Linked DNA regions of Homo sapiens: region 2 is linked to region 1. A link is a contact called in ENCODE Hi-C or POLR2A ChIA-PET data. All regions are on one chromosome and are shown on one strand. The core of a region is the stretch at or near the end of the contact, and the rest is flanking DNA. Distances in the headings are between cores, read along the strand shown.

Evidence for each region. A loop is a pair of places that touch in the nucleus more often than their neighbours do. ChIA-PET counts read pairs that join two places held with the same protein, here RNA polymerase II (POLR2A). Pooled maps may share reads with other maps.
Region 2: a map of CD8-positive, alpha-beta T cell shows a loop between it and region 1 (8-fold over the local background). The contact joins the promoter of TRA2B here to the promoter of KLHL24 in region 1. A Hi-C loop is called at or near these places in 1 of 168 maps with a recorded cell type or tissue (CD8-positive, alpha-beta T cell), 1 of 37 single-sample maps with no recorded cell type and 11 of 50 pooled maps. POLR2A ChIA-PET finds 5 or more read pairs at or near these places in 2 of 52 experiments (T-cell and activated T-cell).

Annotation. Positions count from the first base shown.
Region 1 is chr3:183,633,160-183,638,310 of GRCh38, reverse strand. KLHL24 (kelch like family member 24) reads right to left here and starts at 2,688. Exons shown (of 8, transcript NM_017644.3): 1 at 2,518-2,688. LOC107986162 (a long non-coding RNA gene) reads left to right here and starts at 1,702. Exons shown (of 2, transcript XR_001741042.2): 1 at 1,702-1,776; 2 at 2,027-4,148. RefSeq lists silencers at 1,283-1,612, 1,663-1,982, 2,173-2,242, 2,253-2,362 and an enhancer at 2,783-2,842.
Region 2 is chr3:185,936,542-185,941,692 of GRCh38, reverse strand. TRA2B (transformer 2 beta homolog) reads left to right here and starts at 3,679. Exons shown (of 9, transcript NM_004593.3): 1 at 3,679-3,868. The coding sequence starts at 3,833. RefSeq lists enhancers at 3,748-4,207, 3,618-4,345, 4,248-4,457.

The DNA of each region.
Region 1 (5,151 bases), core at 1,439-3,938:
AAAAGCCAGGAAAGTTTAAGTTAAAGCTGGTAGTCAGCCTTAACGCAGAATTTATTTCTTCTTCCTGTTTAGAGACTTAGGTTGCTGGCTTTGTTTGAATAAGCAAGCCTTTACTGAGTGATGGTTTTACTTTTTCAAAAGGTTAGACGATTGCATTTTGTACTCATTTAGATACATTAAATACTCTCAATGCACAAGTGATGAGGCGGTTCTGATCACAGGAGATGCTCATTCCGGTGTAACCATCTCCTCTGGAATTTTAAAGAATGCATAACCAATAGGAACTGTTCATATTCAATTCCTGCTTCATCCAGGGGAGCTCAAACTTCCTTCTACAAAAATGTATTGTCTTTGCCAGGCACGGTGGCTCACGCCTGCAATCCCAGCACTTTGGGAGGCTGAGGCGGGCGGATCACCTGAGGTCAGGAGTTCAAGACTAGCCTGGCCAACATGGTGAAACCCCGTCCCTACTAAACATACAAAAACTAGCCGGGCGTGGTGGCGGGCGCCTGTCATCCCAGCTACTCGGGAAACTAAGGCAGGAGAATCGATTGAACTCGGGAGGCGGAGATTGCAGTGAGCTGAGATGGCCTGGGTGACGGAGTGAGACCACTCCACTCCAGCCTGGGTGACAGAATGTGAGACCCTGTCTCAAAAACAAAACAAGTGTATTAAGTCTTGAGTGAATTCCTATATCTGCAGAAGAAAATCTGACAAAACGCAAATACCCTATTAACTCAAGCGATTAGAAAAACCATTTTCAACACACTATGGCTAAAAATGATTGGTCTTGAAGATTTTATTACCGTCAGCTTAATGTACAATTTTAAAACGACACAGTCGCAACCCACTTCTCAAACATTTTGAATTACCACGGGAATTAAAACATAGAAGTGTGTGACCTAGAATCCCTCAAACAAGGAAAACAACTCATCCGAGCCGAGTATGGAAGAATCTTTACTTTTTAGGGGAGTATCTTCAAACTATCTTTTTTAAATAGTAGAAATCTGCTTTTAAATCTCAGCCAACAACAAGCAGATTTTAAATCTATTTTACAACCCTAATAAAAACCAACCTCTTAGCTGGTGGACCCAGTCTGTAGCTGCAAATACAAAGACGTGATTTTTGAAAAGCTGCCCACAAGAGCAAGTGATTAATCATTAAAATCCACTAAAATCAATTGTGAACAGCCACTGCCTCAGGGGTGACCGTGGGGCCCCCTAAGATGTGGCACTGTGATCTATATTTAGCTATCTAAACACGTTTACAGAACTGGCAACAACGTGTTCGCAGGACTTCCTGCGAACCACCCGGCAGATAACGCGACACTAGTTAAAGGGTGTTAATTTTCCGGTCCTCGGAGGGCAGGCCACGGTAGCCGATCTCTGCGTGCCCAGAACTGCCTGCAGGATCAGGCAGCAGCAGCGGCGGCGGCGGCCACCGAGGCTACCAGCCGCCCGCAGCAGGGGCGGGAGCGCGCGCCTCCCGCACCCGCGCCACCCGGCTCCACTCGGGCCGCAGCTGCAAAAGCAGCGACAGCGCGCGCTCCCGCGCGTCCTCCAGATCACCTTCAAGGGGGCGGGAAGAATGGCCCAGGGCAGGCCCACCTAGTGACAATAAAAACTCGCCAATAAAAACTCGAACTCTCCCTCGGGTACCGCCCACAAGCTGCCGCAGGCGCCCAATCCCCGCCGCGTTAACAGTCTTCACCCGGGGTGTCCAGAACTTGAGGGCGGGTCCATTAGGAACTAAATTAAGAAACTGAGTCCTGGAGTGGTAAGAAGGTGGGGAGGTTAGGCGGGGACTGCGCCGGCGGAACGCCCGCTCCCCCGCCCGCCCCGGCTCCCCGGGGACGGCCGCAGCGGGCCGGGTGTCGCGATCGTGGTAAACAAAGGCTCGCAGGGGACGGGGGCGGGGGTAACGGTCAGGTGACAGTGCCGAGTGCATTTCGCAATCGCTTTAATGGGGCTTCACGGGCCCGCGGCCCTGGGGACCCCACCTTGACCCCGTCATTCCTCCCGGACAGAACCGACGGTCGTCCCACCAAACAAGAAGGCTGGATTTGAGGCGGTCGCACTCCCCCGGGCTTCCTGAAATAAAAAGCAGCGCCCCGTTCGCAGCCCATCGGCAACAAGCAGCACCCGTCTGCCCAGCCGCCTCCCCCGGCGGCGCCCGGCCCCGCGGCGACTAGCCTACCGCACCTGCGGCTACCCCCAGTCCCGGCAACCACCCCGCCCTAGCCAGGCCGCACCAGCCGCGCCGCGGTTCCGGGCCGTAGTGCCAGGAGGCGCGCGCGCCCTCCCTCAGGGCTGTAGCTACCAAGCGGGGGAGGAAGACCCCCCAGGTGAACCCTGGAGGCCCCTCGCCTCAGAAAGGGGCCCTGTAGCCCAGCTGCAGCCTCTCCGCAGACCGCCAGTCTGGCTCTGAGAGGCCGGCCGCCGCTGGCTGCCCTCCCGCAGACACCCCGGTGGTCAGGACCGCCGTCGCCCCTCCGCCCCCGAGGACTCAGACTCTGACCGGTTCCTCGCCTTTCGGCCGGTCCCGGAGCTGTCACCCCCGGTACCTCTCGGCGAACACTGGAAGCAGCCAGCAGTGGCTAACCCCGCGGTCCCTCAGCGGCGGGCGGCGCAGCGCACTCTCCAGCGCCGGCGTCTCCTCCAGCCACCAGTCTCTGCCGCAGCTCACAACAAAGGAAACATGTGACCGTCCGGGCCAAAACACTGAGCGTCAGCGAACCCTGGCCAATCCGGGTGGGCGTCCTCCGCCCCGGGGAACCCTGGGAGATGTAGTTCACGCTTCCCGGTGGCCTCCGGGGCCACCTGGGGCTCCCGCCGTGGGGTGGGTGTCGGGTGCCCAAGAGGACGAGACCCACCCAAAGGGCTGCTGACTCAAAAACACCTTGTTTTAAGCAGAGACAGTTAAAAAAATGCCTCTTGTGTAAGGAGCCGAGTGAGAAGCCAGAGTCGTTTCTTTCCTTCCCTCAAAGGCCCCTGCCACGTCCCAAGGAAAAAGCCCGCGATCAGCCCTTCGACTTTAAAGCTTGGGTCGAAGCTTAGAGAGCTTTTTATTTGACCCTTTGATAGACAATCGGAAATCAGGCCTGAGGGCCTGCAGGGTGGACGAGACTAAAACCCCAGTCCTTAGAAGGAGCAAGGAAAACCACCTCTTTTTTTTTGATAAAGCTGTTACTGTCCCTGGTATCAAATCCTAGGTTACCTTTTTATTTTAAACGCACATGCACGTCGACCAAAGCTGTCACAAATCCCTGTTTTCCAAGGTAGATGGAGTTCCTAAAGGACATTGTGTTGTCGTTTTGTGTCTGCAAGCTTTTTGTTTTGTTTCGTTTTGAGACAGAGTTTCGCTCTGCCACTCAGGGTGGAGTGCAGTGGCGCAATCTCGGCCCACTGCAACCTCTGCCTCCCGGGTTCAGGCGATTCTCCCGCCTTAGCCTCCCGAGTAGCTGAGACTACAGGTGCCCGCCACCACGCCCAGGTAATGTTTTGTATTTTTAGTAGAGGCTGTGTTAGCCAGGCTGGTCTCGAACTTCTGGCCTCAAGTGATCCGCCTGCCTTGGCCTCCCACAGTGCTAGGATTACAGGCATGAGCCACTGCGCCCCGCCTGCAGGTATTCTTTTAAAGGATGATTGCAACCATTTAACTAGTTTTTGGTTTCTGATACCAAATTTAAAAATCTCTATCTTCTACATGTCATGAATACCGTCATGCCTCTATTAAATTAGGCGTTGTGTTCTGATGACCAGAGGCGGAAATAATATGGAAGGCCTATATACAGGCCTTTTAAACATACTTTTTAGGCCTCTTTTCCATCTCTTATTCAATTATTTGAGCTATTTCTTCTGGTATTTATATATTTCCAAATAATGTATGACTATTTCCTATTAAGGAAGCTATCCTTCTCATAATCTGGTTAAATCATTAATGTTTACGCTAATGAGACCATGTATTTATTATTCATTGTTGAGACAAATCGTATACAATTTCCCATCTTGTATGGCTTTTGGTTTTCCTTGGAGTTTTAATAATTATCCTCTTTCTTTGCTTATTTTATTATGGATCTATCACAATGTCCTCTTAGTTTTTCTAAAACGATAAAATGCTTTCAATACAACTCCATATAATCAAACCCATCAGATAATCCATCGTGTGTGTATGTGTGTGTGTGTGTGTGTGTGTGTGTGTGTGTGTGTGTGTATCTGTACTTTTTTCTTAGAGTCATTGGTCCGCAGTTCCAATGACTGTTTGGGAAGCTTGCTTCTCTGTCTTGGGTCTTCCCTTCTCCAGCATCCTAGCATTTTCTTCTGTGATTTCGAGCATTGCCTCATATTTTGGTAGAGCACATTCCTCTTAAATAGCTTCCTAAGAAAAGGTCCATGAGAAGTAAATATTTTTGAACTTTTCATGTCTAAAAATATCATCACTCTATTTTACCTTTGAATGATGATGTTGCCTAATCATACAATCTAGATTATAAATTATATTTATTCGGGATTTCGAAGATACTGCTTTATTAACACCTAGATTCTGGTATTGCTGTCGAGAAGTACAATGCTGTTCTTACACTGATTTTTTATATTTGTTGATGTATGCTTAATAATTCCCGCTCCTCAGGAGGTAGCTGCTGAATAGGTTCACGTGGTCTTCTCTTAGCAGCTCCTTATGAGCACCCCAGGCTCACGGATTAGCCTTCTTCAGTTTTGTTATTCCTTGTGATTTAAGACAATTTCTGGACTTTGGAACTTTTTTTGTGTGTGTGTGACGTCTCACTCTGTCGCCCAGGCTGGAGTGCAGTGGTGCAATCTTGGCTCACTGAAGCTCCGCCTCCCGGGCTCACACCATTCTCCTGCCTCAGCCTCCCGAGCAGCTGGGACCACAGGCGCCCGCCACCACGCCCGGCTAATTTTTTGTATTTTTAGTAGAAACGGGGTTTCACCGTGTTAGCCAGGATGGTCTCGATCTCCTGACCTCATGATCCGCCCATCTCAGCCTCCCAAAGGGCTGGGATTACAGGCCTGAGCCACTGCGCTCGACCTGGAACTTTTTATTTACTTATTTATTTATTTTTAATTTATTTTTATTTTTGAGATGGAGTCTTGCTCTGTTGCCCAGGCTGGAGTGCAGTGGCACGATCTC
Region 2 (5,151 bases), core at 2,430-4,929, 2.3 Mb before region 1:
AATAATAATGCAAATAGGGCTGAGCGCAGTGGCTAATGCCTGTAATCCCAGAACTTTGGGAGGCCAAGGCGGGCAGATCCCAAGGTCAGGAGATCGAGACCATCCTGGCTAACACAGTGAAACCCCGTCTCTACTAAAAATACAAAAATTAGCCGGGCGTGGTGGCGGGCGCCTGTAGCCCCAGCTACTCCAGAGGCTGAGGCAGGAGAATTGCTTGAACCCAGGAGGCGGAGTTTGCAGTGAGCCAAGATCGCGCCACTGCACTCCAGCCTGGGCGCCAGAGCGAGACTCTGTCTCAAAAAAAAAAAAAAAAACCCACAAAGAAATAATAATGAAAATAAAATAATTATATAATTATTATTCTTTAATTATAGTTGTGAGTAATATGAATGTCAAGGGGTGCCATAAGAATGTATAAACAAGAGATCTAATCTAAGCCAAAAAGTAAGATAAGGCCAGAGATCTGAGTAGGAGTCCAGGTTTAGGTGTGTGTTGGGAGTACAGGTGTTCTCAGAAAAAGGGGACAGCTCATTCAGAAGTTATTTAGTCACTTGACACTTGAGTCATCACCAAATCTCTGGATCTCAGGTACCTCAAATATTGATTCTGTTCTGGATGACTATTTTACCAAACAAGAGCCAAATTGCAAGCTCTTATAACTCAATAATAAAAAGATAAATAACCCAATTAAAAATGGGCAAAGTATCAGAATATTCGTTTCTCCAAAGATCTACAAATCACCAATAAACGCATGAAAGCATTATCATTATCGCTAGGGAAATGCAAACCAAAACCACATCGAGATACCACTTTAAACCCACTAGAGTGGTTATAATTTTTTTTGAGACAGATTTTTGCTCTTGTTGCCCAGGCTGGAGTACAATGGCACGATCTTGGCTCACCGCAACCTCCGCCTACCAGGTTCAAGCAATTCTCCTGCCTCAGCCTCCCGAGTAACTGGGATTACAGGCATGTACCACCACGCCCGGCTAACTTTGTATTTTTAGTAGAGACGGGGTTTCGCCATGTTGAGGCTGGTCTCAAACTCCTGACCTCAGGTGATCCGCCCACCTCAGCCTCCCAAAGTGCTGGGATTACAGGCATAAGCCACCACGCCTGGTCAATTTTTTTTAATACAATATAACAAGTATTGGTGAGGATGTGGAGAAATTGGAAGCCACATACACTGCTGGTGGCAGTGTGAAATGTAAAATGAATGCAGCCACTGTGGAAAACTGTTTGGCAGTTTCCCCCCAAATTAACCGTAGGGTTACTATACAATCCAGCAATTCCATTCCTAGGTGTATACCTAAGAGAGATAAAAACATGTGCTCGTACAAAAATTTGTACATGAATGTTCACAGCAGGATTATTCATAAGTTAAAAAATGGAAACTATCCAAATGTCTATTAAATGATGAATGGATAAATAAAATGTCATATATCCATACAACTGAATATAACTTGACAATGAAAAAGAATGAAATAGTAGTACATGCTACAACATGGATGAACCGTGAAAACGTACGCCAAGGAAGCCAGTTACAAAAGATACATACCATATGATTCCATTCATATAAAATGTCCTGAATAGGTTAATCTATTGAGAAAGAAAGATTTGTGATTGCCTAGGACTGGGAGGGTTGTGAGGAGTGGAGAGGAGGAGGGATGCAAAATGACTATTAATGAGTGTTTCTTTTCTTAATGTGATGAGACTACTCTAAAATTGTGGTGATGGTTGCACAATTCTGTGAATAAAAGCCATTTGAACTGTACACTTTAAATAAGGGAACTGCATAGTAGGTGAGTCGTATCTCAATAAAGCTGTTAAAAAAAATCAGGAGTTGGGGATATGGGGCTGAGGCAGGAGGAACACTTGAGACTGGGAGGTGCAATGAGCCACCGCACTCCAGCCTGCACGACAGAGCCAGAGAGACCCTGTCTCAAAAAAAAAAAAAAAAAATCAAATGACCCTTTACCAGTATCAAAGTGCCTCATCAGCCAGGTACCACCTTTTCAATGGATGGGGAGACTGAAGTGTAGAGGAATTAAGTATCCGACTTGGGGGTTGGGGGAAGTGGCTCACGCCTGTAATCCCAACACTTTGGGAGGCCGAGGTGGGAGGATCGCTTGAGCCCAGGAGACCAGCCTGGCCAATATGCCAAAACTCCGTCTCTATAAAAAATACAAAAAATTAGCCTGGCGTGTTGGCAGGCGCCTGTAATTCCAGCTGCTACGGAGGCTGAGGCGGAGAATCACTTGAACCCGGGAGGCAGACGTTGCAGTGAGCCGAGATCGCGCCGTTGCACTCCAGTCTGAGCGACAAAGCAAGACTCCGTCTCAAAAAAAAGAAGAAAGAAAGTATCCGACTTGGTCTTGGGCTCTTCTCACTATAATCCAACTATATTCTCTTACGAAATGGCAGAATTAATCTTCCCTCCTTGTGACACCCCTGTAGTTATACATGCCTCTGGCACTTACAATCATTTTTTCTAATTGTGTTTAACGGTTCTAGCACATTACTTTGTAACTTTAGAATAGAGATTGTGTCTGATTCCTGTGTATTAAGGTCCGACCTTTTTTATTTTTATTTATTTATTTTTTAGACAGAGTCTCGCTCTGTCGCCCAGGCTGGAGTGCAGCGGTCCGATCTCGGCTCACTGCAACCTCCGCCTCCCGGGTTCAAGCGATTCTCCTGCCTCAGCCTCCCGAGTGGCTGGGATTACAGGCATGCATCACCACTCCCGGCTAATTTTTTTGTATTTTTAGTAAAGACTGGGTTTCACCATGTTGGCCAGGCTGGTCTCGAACTCCTGACCATGTGATCCGCCTGCCTCGGCCTCTCAAAGTGCTGGGATTACAGGCGTGAGCCACCGCACCCAGCCGATCTGACCTTTTTTTTTTTTTTTTTTTTTTTTTGAGACGGAATCTCGCTCTATTGCCCAGGCTGGAGTGCAGTGGCGCGATCTCGGCTCACTGCAAGCTCCGCCTCCTGGGTTCACGCCATTCTCCTGCCTCAGCCTCCCAAGTAGCTGGGACTACAGGCGCCCGCCACCGCGCCTGGCTAATTTTTTTGTATTTTTAGTAGAGACGGAGTTTCACTGGGTTAGCCAGAATGGTTTCGATCTCCTGACCTCGTGATCCACCCGTCTCGGCCTCCCAAAGTGCTAGGATTACAGCGTGAGCCAGCGCGCCCAGCCCGATCTGACCTTTTTTAAATGAAGACGTATTCAGGAAGGAAATATCTACAAGTAAGACAAAATTAAGTAAGAACCCAATGTACGAACATTCACTTCTCTAACAAAGGAAAGACACAAAACAAGAAACTAATAAGGCGGAGAAAGGAATTGAGATTGGGGGAAACAGCATCTCCTTCCTCCCTGCACACTCGGCAGGTTCCCTGGAAAGTTCTAGAAGGGATTCAGAAGTGGCTGGTGACATCACTGTGGCTCCGTGGCGCCCACTACAGCAGCCAAACGACACGCTAGCTTTCCCGCCTCATAGAGGCTCGTGAATGGGGGTGGGGCCCTGCGAGGGGCGGGGTCACGTCACTTCCTGTGCGGGACGCGCTGCAGCTGGAGAGGAAAGGCAGAGCGAGGAGGGGCGAGGCCAAGAAAGCGCGCGTTTCTGGGAGGGGAGGAGCCTGGCTAAGGAGCGCCGCGTCACATCCGGTAGAGTTAGAGCCCGTGCGGAGGCGGTGCGGAGCATTTCGGCTCTGAGCGGCTGGGCGACCGGCGCGTCGTGCGGGGCTGCGGCGGAGCCTCCTTAAGGAAGGTGCAAGAGGTTGGCAGCTTCGATTGAAGCACATCGACCGGCGACAGCAGCCAGGAGTCATGAGCGACAGCGGCGAGCAGAACTACGGCGAGCGGGTACGTAGAGCTGCGGTAGGGGGTGGCTGTGTGGTCCTAGCTCCTTGCATCTTTTTCTAGGCCCGTCGGCCTCGGGCCAGGAGGCAGGGGCGTTTTAGGCTCCGAAGTCTGAAGCCGGGAGGGCAGGCAAGGGAGACAGCATTTAACCAAAAAAAGCCTTTGTGGATAGTGCCTTAGTGCCTTTGGTCGTGAAGGAGGGAGGCCCCCGGCGGGTTTATGTGGCTTCTGCCCGAGACGGCCGTTTTTCCCGTTATAAGAGGGGGAAGATGAAAATGGCCGCTGCGTCCCCGCGGTGTTGGGGGAGGGGAGCGATATCTTATTTCGGCGTTGCTCTCCTGCGAAGGTCCGCCGCAGCCATCTTGGGCTGGCGGGCTGGGCGAGCTGCCAGAGGCACAAAATGGCGGAGAAGCCGCGCGGCAACGCGGACCCGACCCGCAGCGGGCCGCGCTTCGTAAGGCCGCGTGGTGGGGTGCAAGGGGACAGACGACGTTCTTTTGGGTCTTTGGGCCGGTGTTTAGGTTAACGAAGGACCGTCTTTGCCTCCACGGAAAGGACGGAGTCTGGGATGTCTTTGGGGCCTCTTAAGATGGAAACTAATCCAAGGCCGACTAAGTTCTGGGCCCGTTAGGTGGAGGGGATTGCGTGAGGGCTTTGTGTTTGGCCTAAATGAAGCGCTTTTCTCTGATGCCGAAAGGGCTTCCCAGGCAAAAATCTGTATCAGTATTCTATTAGGACAGACCACAAAGTCGTTAAGATGATTTTGTGGACATCGCATTTCCACGGGATTGTGAAGGAGAAATTGGCGGGCAACCATTTACGGCGCCGTTATTTCCTTTGTTTTGAGGCGTTCTAATACTTAGAACCACAGCGTGTGTTGGCTACAGTTTTCTTTCCCTTAAGTTTCCACCTCTTAAAGGTGTTCAGTGAGGGTTGATTGAATTGCGGGAACAAGACAGTTCTAGGGTTTAAACAGCATACGTAGCTGGTCTGTGGGGCTCTGGGTATTGGATTCGGAAAGCATTGAATGATGCGAACATACGAGGCTTGCTAGAATTAAGAGGAATCTGTTAGAAGGGTGATAGAAAAGCACCATAGAAATTGATTTTTGAGGCTGTGGGAATAATTTGTGCTTTTTTAAAAAAAAAAAACAATTTGTTACCTAAGTTTCCCCTTGTTGGTAAAGCTACCTTAAGATCTGAATATGATTTATCAGGTAAATAAGACTATTAAATGTCTTAGCAAACTTTTGATTAAGATTTTATATGATTCCTCAGAGTATTTTA